3 separate regions of the Homo sapiens genome follow, and regions 1 and 2 are each linked to region 3. The links are chromatin loops, found by intact Hi-C in ENCODE. Cell type or tissue: chondrocyte. All regions are shown on one strand.

Region 1 (2,500 bases), 220 kb before region 3:
GTTTTGCCATGTTGGCCAGGCTGGTCACAAATTCCTGGCTTCAGGTGATCCACCCGCCTCGGCCACCCAAAGTGCTGGGACTACGGCTGTGAGCCACCACGCCCAGACTGACTCACTTTCTAAAATGAGCAGTACCCGCTGGAGGAAAGCGTGTAGCTTGGCATCTTCCCAAGCTCACAGGATGTGGAATTCGGTGCTGACAGGCCCTTTGGAGAAACTCCTTTCCCTGTCCTGTGTGAGCAGGAGGAAGGGAGGCTAGGCAGTTTGGTATTTCTGGGTGTACAGCCTCATTGTTTCTTCCTTTTCTTTCTTGCCCATATTACATCTCAGGTCCCTTGGATCAGGGACAGAACTAGATTGTGCTCCTCTAGGTGGCCACCCACTGCACTTTAGGGCCTGGTAACTGGTTTAGTGAGTTCCAGGTTCACAGAGGGAGACGAACTGCTCAGGATGGGTCATACCCAAAGCCTCCGCAGCACCAGATTGAGGTGATTAGGTGACGAGATTGAGAGCAGATTTGGGACTCTTCAGTTGATGTTATAATGGGATGAGACCTTGGGGCAGGGTGAATGTATTTTGTATTTGGTATGAACACACATCTTTGGGGTCTAGTAGGCAGAATGTCCCTCCCCACACAACGATGTCCACGCCCTAATCCCCAGAACCTCTGAATATCATACACCTTACGTAGCAAAAGGGACTTTGCAGATGGGATTAGTCAGGGCATTGGGATGGGGAGATTAGCTTCGATACCCAGGTGAGCCCAATCTAACCGCACAAGTTCTTAAAAGCACAGGACTTCCTCGGGCTTAAAACAGGAACGATAAGGAGGAATGGGAGGTCCAAGAAGATACCATGCACACAGGGGGCAGCCACGTGTCTCCTTCACCTCGTGTATCCAGAGTCTGGAACCCAGCAGGTGCTTGGCGACAGAAAGGCCACTAAAGTGAACTTTGAAGCACCAGATTCCAGTTAACAGTCATGCAGACGAATTATTTAACCTCTCTGACCCCACGTCATCCCTTCTCTATGGATATCAGAAGGGCAGTGAAAATAACCCACCCAAGGTCATCCACTGAATGAACAGTGGGGCTGGCCCCACTGCAAGCCCCTCAGAACCCATCTGGTTGCCAAATCCAGCACTCTCCCCACCCCCACCTGGGCTTGGCCATAATGGGCAGAACTCCTGGGTAGACAGGGGTGAAGTTTCTCATGGCCCCATTTTGTTCCTTTGCTCCATTCTGTGCCCTTGTTTTCTGGTGACGGGTTGTCATCCCATTTTCTGTGCATAGACCAGCAGGGGGGGCCAGCGCCCGTGTAGAGACCATCAGCTCCCAGAGCTGCCCTGGGGAAGAGCTGCCCTAGGGAAGGGCCTGGTCCTGGCCACCCACAACAACAGTGCCCTTAACGACAAGGGGCACCTATTGGTTCACCACCTGGCTCTTCGGCTGCCAGGTAGATGCCCCTGGAAAAAGGACTTCATCTCCGTGGCTGCGGTTTTCACAGCTGTGAAAGGGGATGGGAAACAGACCTCCCAGGCGTACTGGGACAGTAAAATGAAGCGACTCATGAGACGGCTTCCAGCACAGGCCCTGGCACTTAACTCTTAGCTGAATTTGCATTCTTTTATTTTTATTTTATTTTATTTTATTGAGACAGAGTTTTTCTCTGTCACCCAGCCTGGAGTGCAGTGGCGCGATCTCTACTCACTGCAACCTCCATCTCCCAGGTTCAAGCGATTCTCCTGCCTCGGCCTCCCAAGTAGCTGGGACCACAGACACACATCACCACACCCGGCTAATTTTTTGTATTTTTAGTAGAGATGGGGTTTCACCATGTTGGCCAGGCTGGTCTTGAACTCCTGACCCCAGGTGATCTGCCCGCCTCAACCTCCCAAAGTGCTGGGATTTCAGGCATGAACCAACACGCCCAGCTGAACTTGCTTTCTTTATCAAGAGACGTTCAGTCAATCTCAAAGGACTCTCATTTCAGATTCTGCCCAAACCACATGAATCGTTTTTTGGACTCGGCTGTCTCGCTCCTTTTCCTCCACCCTTTTATGTCTTTACCAAATCTTTCCTCTGTGCTTAAAGAGCACTCCCCAACAGTCTAGCCAGCACCCTCAGGCCTGCTATAAACTACACAGGGGGCCCAATTCAAAAGGCGCTACTAAGCAGGGGGCTCCTTTCTTCTGAAAACTGCTGCGGGCCAAGTGTAAATTTAAGACACTGTGCCTTTGCTTGTATATTTCCTCTGTCTTCTAGCCTAAAACCCAGCCAGTCCTAACATTGACCGACTGCCCATGTATGTTACCTAAGACCCCATGCTGGGCAGGGATACTGAGATAAGTAGGACACAATCACGACGTCACTGGAAGCGCCTCCAACAGGGACAGAGATAGCAACAGATGATTTCAGAACAACGTATGTGCCTGTCTACAAAGATCCACTCTCAGGAGTGGATCTTGGGATTCCATTCCCAAGAACTTACCCGGTACCAC
Region 2 (2,500 bases), 140 kb after region 3:
ATCTCATGCCAAACTGGAAAACATAATTGCAAGTGGTGATAAAAAGACTTGGAATAGAAACAGTGTGAGATTTGGGGCTAGTCACCTGCAATCCCAAAGGAACAATCACGGAACCTTGGCTTCCTTATGGGGAGCGTGTGACAATAACACCACCTCGCTCTCTTTCATTATGAGCGTGAAATGAGATGTTCAATGAGACAAACAAGTAAGCTTGACTTCTTTTCTTTCTTTTTTAGACAGTCTCACTCTATTGCCCAGGCTGGAGTGCAGTGGTGTGATCATGGCTCACTGCAACCTCCGCCTCCCAGGCTCAAGAGATGGTCCCACCTCAGCCTCCTGAGTAGCTGGAATCACAGGTACGCATCATCACGCCCGGTTAATTTTTGTATTTTTTTGAAGAGACAGGGTCTTACCATGTTGTCTAGGCTGGCCTCAAGTGATCTGCCCACACCGGCCTCCCAAAGTGGTGGGATTACAGGCATGAACCACCAAGCCCAGCCAGGTTCATCTTCTATAAAACGAAAACCGTCCCTCTCTTCCACCAACCCAGGATATTTCTTGAATGCTGGCCTCTCTCCTGATCCCATATACACCCAACTCCTTCCCACAGAGGCCTCTGACTCACCATTTCTCATGTTTTGGCCACGCCCCCCGACCCAACCCCTCAACTCTCAGCAGGCCTAGCTCCCTGACCTCAGTTCTCAATATTAGGCTCCCTCCTTAGAGGGCTTCCCTCATCATACCTCCCAAAGTTGCTTCTATTTCCTTCCCATATCCAAATCTTAAATTTGTGAGGATGAGCTGGCTTACTGTCTATCCCCCACAAATAGATCATCAGGGAAGGGACAGATGTCTTGTTCATTCACAGCACCTGCCTGCAACTTGTAGGGGCTCAACAATTACTCGAGGCAGGGAGTGCACAAGGGTAAGTATGGCAGCCAGCCTCTGCCTCACAGATGGAGCACATTCTGCTCATGTCAGAAAATGACCCACCCAGAACTCAAGTGTCACCCAGCACAATATTATTTGAGTGAATAAAACCATTTAATGTTATCTTTTTCTTTTTTATTTTTTAATGGATGCATTATAATTGTACATGGTTATGGGGTACAATTTGATGTTTTAATATATGTGTACGTCATGTAATGATCACATCAGGGTACTTAGCATATCCATCGCCTCATGTATTTATCATTTCTTTGTGGTGAGAACATTCAAAACTCTGTCTTCCAGCATGATCTCACTTGTGGAATCTAAACAAAGTTGATCTCATAGAAGTAGAGAGGAGAACAGTGGTTACAGGAGACTGGGCAGGGAGGGGATGCAGGGATGCGGATGGGGAAGATGGGGAGAGGGTGGTCAACAGGTACAAAGTTCCAATTAGACAGGAGGAGTGAGATCTGGTGTTCTATTGCACAGAAGGGTGACTGTGGTTAACAGTAAGGTATTGTATTTTTTCTTCTCTTTGCCCATGAAACTAACAAATTTGTCCCCGTGCGTATCTGGAGGCTACCAGGAAGCTGTCCTGGGGCCAGGTTATAAGCAACCCAGCAAGTGGTCAGCAGGCAATCAATTTCAGGCCAGCCAGGATCTGCTACTCAACTGGCCTCAGAACTCTCTAGGGAAACTCCCACTCATTAATCACCTCCAGGGATGAGAGCTGCACTGCCCTCAGGCATGAAACGAATGACTCACACCACCAAGCCACTCTTGTGAACTCTGCTGGAATGCCCAGAAAGGGCAGGGGTCTCTGAGAAGTGAGCAAAATGCTCCCTTCTTGCTCAAGTGCAGCCCTCAGGCTCCCATCAGGCAAAGCATCCCGCAGCAAAACCAGTTTCAAGGACTCTGACACTGGCCAAGACCGGATGTCCACCGCTCATTAGAGATATGTGTTTGATTCCCGTACCGAGACTTGTCACATCAAGACAATCAACGTTGACTGCAGGAACCATGCTAGACATGGGGACACAAAGACGAAGAGGTTCCAGTCTCCTTCCACAGCAACTCCTGAGTCCTCCAATGGCACATAGGTGCCATGTCCCTTGGACACTTGTTCTCTCCAACCTCATCTCCTACTTCCCATCCCCTTGCCACATTGCCCTTTGCTGTTCCTCCAACACACTAGGCACCATCCCACCGCAGGGCCTTTGCACTGGCTGTTCTTTTTTTTTTTTTTTTTTTTTTTTGAGACGGAGTCTTGCTCTGTCGCCCAGGCTGGAGTGTAGTGGCATGATCTCGGCTCACTGCAAGCTCCGCCTCCCAGGTTCACGATGTTCTTTATGACCAAAATGCTCTTCCTCCAGATACCAACATGACTCACTCTCTTGCTTCCTTTGAGTCTGTGCTTCCACCTCACCTTCCCAACAAGGCCAACCCCAGCCACCTTACTGAGAACTGTAACACTCCAGCCTCCGAGCATTGCCCATGTCCATCCTCTGCTTCACTACTGTTTTCCCAGGGCTTCTCACATCTAACGTGCCCTGATGTTACTATTTGCTTT
Region 3 (2,500 bases):
CGCTTTGCTATCGGGCCCTGCTGAGCTTCCCAGCTCTCTGTTCATCCCTACCCTGCAGCCACACCTTTGCATGTGCCAAGCCAGAAGCACCACAGAGCCCACTAGCTGGCAAGACTTGCTCACAGTCCCTCCCCCTGACCCCAGGCTTCTCTGTAAGCCCTGTGCAGTGTTTATTTGATTCATCAAGGGCCTTAGTAAACGCTTGCTCAGCCAACCTTCCTTTTCCTGACCCTCGTCAACATGTTTGTCATGTCACTTCCTTGGAATTGTAAAAGTTCCTTTAAAAAATGCCAATTCTTTCCCTACCCCAATTCTTCTCCACCAGGCGGTCCCGTACCCTGGCCCCCAGGAGCTGCCGTGCTTTGAAGAGGCCATCAGCAGCATGAAGGAAACGGCCACGTGGAAAATCAAATGGCTTCTGCCTGTCTCTGAGGCACCATTATTGCTGCATCTCTGCCTTTTGATTCAGTTGGTTTTTCCCATTCTTAGTGGGTCCTCACGAACTAACTCTCCTTCCCACCAACTGTGCACTCGGCAATACTGCTTATTTGCATTTCCCTTTTTTTTGAGAGGGAGTCTCGCTCTGTTACCCAGGCTGGAGTGCAGTGGTGCGACCTTGGTTCACTGCAACCTCCACCTGCCAGGTCCAAGCAATTCTCCTGCCTCAGCCTCCTGAGTAGCTGGGACTACAGGCACACACCACCACGCCCGGCTACTTTTTGTATTTTTAGTAGAGATGGGATTTCACCATGTTGGCATTTCACTTTTTTTTTTTTTTTTTTTTTTTTAGATGGAGTCTCGCTCTGTCACCCAGCTAGTCTGGAACTCCTGACCTCAGGTGATCCACTCGCCTCGGCCTCCCAAAGTGCTGGGATTAAAGGTGTGAGCCACCACGCCCAGCTGGCATTTCATTTTCTTGGATCCCAAAGGCACTCTAATTCTTGGGAAGTGGTTCCCAAACCTTGTTCCAGGGGATTGTCTTTGAGCTAGTCAGAGAGATTTTAAGGCAAAAATCAAATCAAGATGGACTTTTATCAACTTACATACAGAATTAAGGGCTAGGAATTTTTCGTTTCTCGGTTTTCTGCCATAAAGGGGCCTTCACACCTTGGCATCTCCTATCACTTGTCTGTTAATGAGAACTTGCGGTTGATAAAACAAATGATTCAGAAGCAAAGAAAAAAAACACCAACAGAAAAGGCTTAGGATGTTTCCTTGGGTGATTTTATGGACTTTTCCTTTAGATACAGACTTGAGACACAGATGCAAGTCATGCTCTCTGATGACTTCTGTACTCTTGGTTCACACGATGGAGTAGAATACAGCAAGAATATGTGGGGTTCCCAAAGCTCACCTGATTTCCAGGTGTTCTGCCTCTGAATATGCTTCAGAACGGAGGGCATGGCGGTTCACGGAGTGGAAACCAGGGAGCCCTGGCTGGCCACTTGTGAGCTGGTAACACTGGGCACTGAGGAATGACACTAGCTTCCCAGAGCTGTTGTGAGGCTCCGGGGGACTGCCTGGCTCAGATGGGCGCAGTGCCAATGATGGCAGTCAGCACCCCAGGGGACAGGATGTGTGCTGGGCTGGAGGCCCAATTTGTGCTCTTCTCCAGCCCTGGCTCAGCCTCTGAGAGCTGTGGGGCCTCAGGCAGATTACAGGATCTCTTCTGTGTGAGGAGGAAAATTCTGCCTGCTCTATTACACCCCGGTGTTTTACCAACGCCCAGGGAAAGTCTTTGTGAAAGAGCAACTCTGTGCCACTGCAGCATGTCTTTGTAATTGACAGCAGAAGGACTACTGCATTCGTAATTTTGTTCGTGCTAATTGATTAATGTGTAGAAAAGGAACCTATTTTCTGGGGTCCCAAGGCTCAGCCCTTAACTAACAACAACAACAACAACAACAACAACAAAATGGCAAGAGCAGTTAACCTTTGCTGCACGTTTTATATGGGTCAGGCATTGTTCTGGGCACTTAGGTGAATGAACTCATTTTATGTCACAAGAGCCTAATGAGGTGACACTTGTATCCCATTTTTTGTTTTTCGGTTGTGGTACACATAACAGAATCTACCATCTGAGCCATTAGTAAGAGTACAGTTCAGTTCTTAAGTCCACTCACATTGTCGAGCATCATCCCTGTTTCTTATATGAATAAACTGAGATCCAACAAGGTGAACCAAATGGGTCAAGGCCACCTAACAATTTTCCCGTGGAGGTGGAAGGCTGGGACTTGGGCCCATACTCTTTGGCTTGTGCTGGGTGCTTTCATTCTGCTGCTTCTCACCTGGGCAAATACTCTGCTGCTGGGAAAAGAAACCCCATTGTGAATGAACAGGAAAAACAATGAAAAAAAGGATGCTGGGATTGATCATGGACACCCTGGGGTGGGAAGATTTGGTAAGTTCGATCTTTTCTTGGTGTCTTCCAGTCTTTTCTGTTATGCACTAGATGTGCTTGACTAGGAGGCTGGAGGATGAGGCTGGAGAGCTCTATCCT

Evidence for each region. Hi-C counts contacts between places; a loop is a spot of excess contacts. Peaks named below come from ENCODE experiments on the same cell type or tissue, not always from the same donor. Only the 100,000 strongest peaks of a DNase experiment are listed, where the experiment ranks them.
Region 1: a loop joins it to region 3, with 2.2 times the contacts of the local background. A loop is called at or near these places in 5 of 110 quality-filtered maps.
Region 2: it touches region 3 in a loop (2.4-fold over the local background); 4 of 110 quality-filtered maps call a loop at or near these places.

The regions. Positions count from the first base shown.
Region 1 is chr16:11,355,671-11,358,170 of GRCh38, reverse strand. The region is part of intron 1 of LOC105371082 (a long non-coding RNA gene); the gene reads right to left. Among named protein-coding and RNA genes, the nearest start is that of RMI2, 11 kb to the right of the region's middle. In chondrocyte, CTCF peaks have their summits at 1,088 and 1,298 (motif pointing right); DNase peaks (open chromatin) are centred at 80 and 1,266.
Region 2 is chr16:10,991,110-10,993,609 of GRCh38, reverse strand. The region is part of intron 10 of CLEC16A (C-type lectin domain containing 16A); the gene reads right to left. Among named protein-coding and RNA genes, the nearest start is that of CLEC16A, 48 kb to the right of the region's middle. In chondrocyte, no CTCF peak of the experiment used is centred here; no DNase peak of the experiment used is centred here.
Region 3 is chr16:11,135,876-11,138,375 of GRCh38, reverse strand. The region is part of intron 22 of CLEC16A (C-type lectin domain containing 16A); the gene reads right to left. Among named protein-coding and RNA genes, the nearest start is that of SOCS1, 120 kb to the left of the region's middle. In chondrocyte, no CTCF peak of the experiment used is centred here; a DNase peak (open chromatin) is centred at 1,525.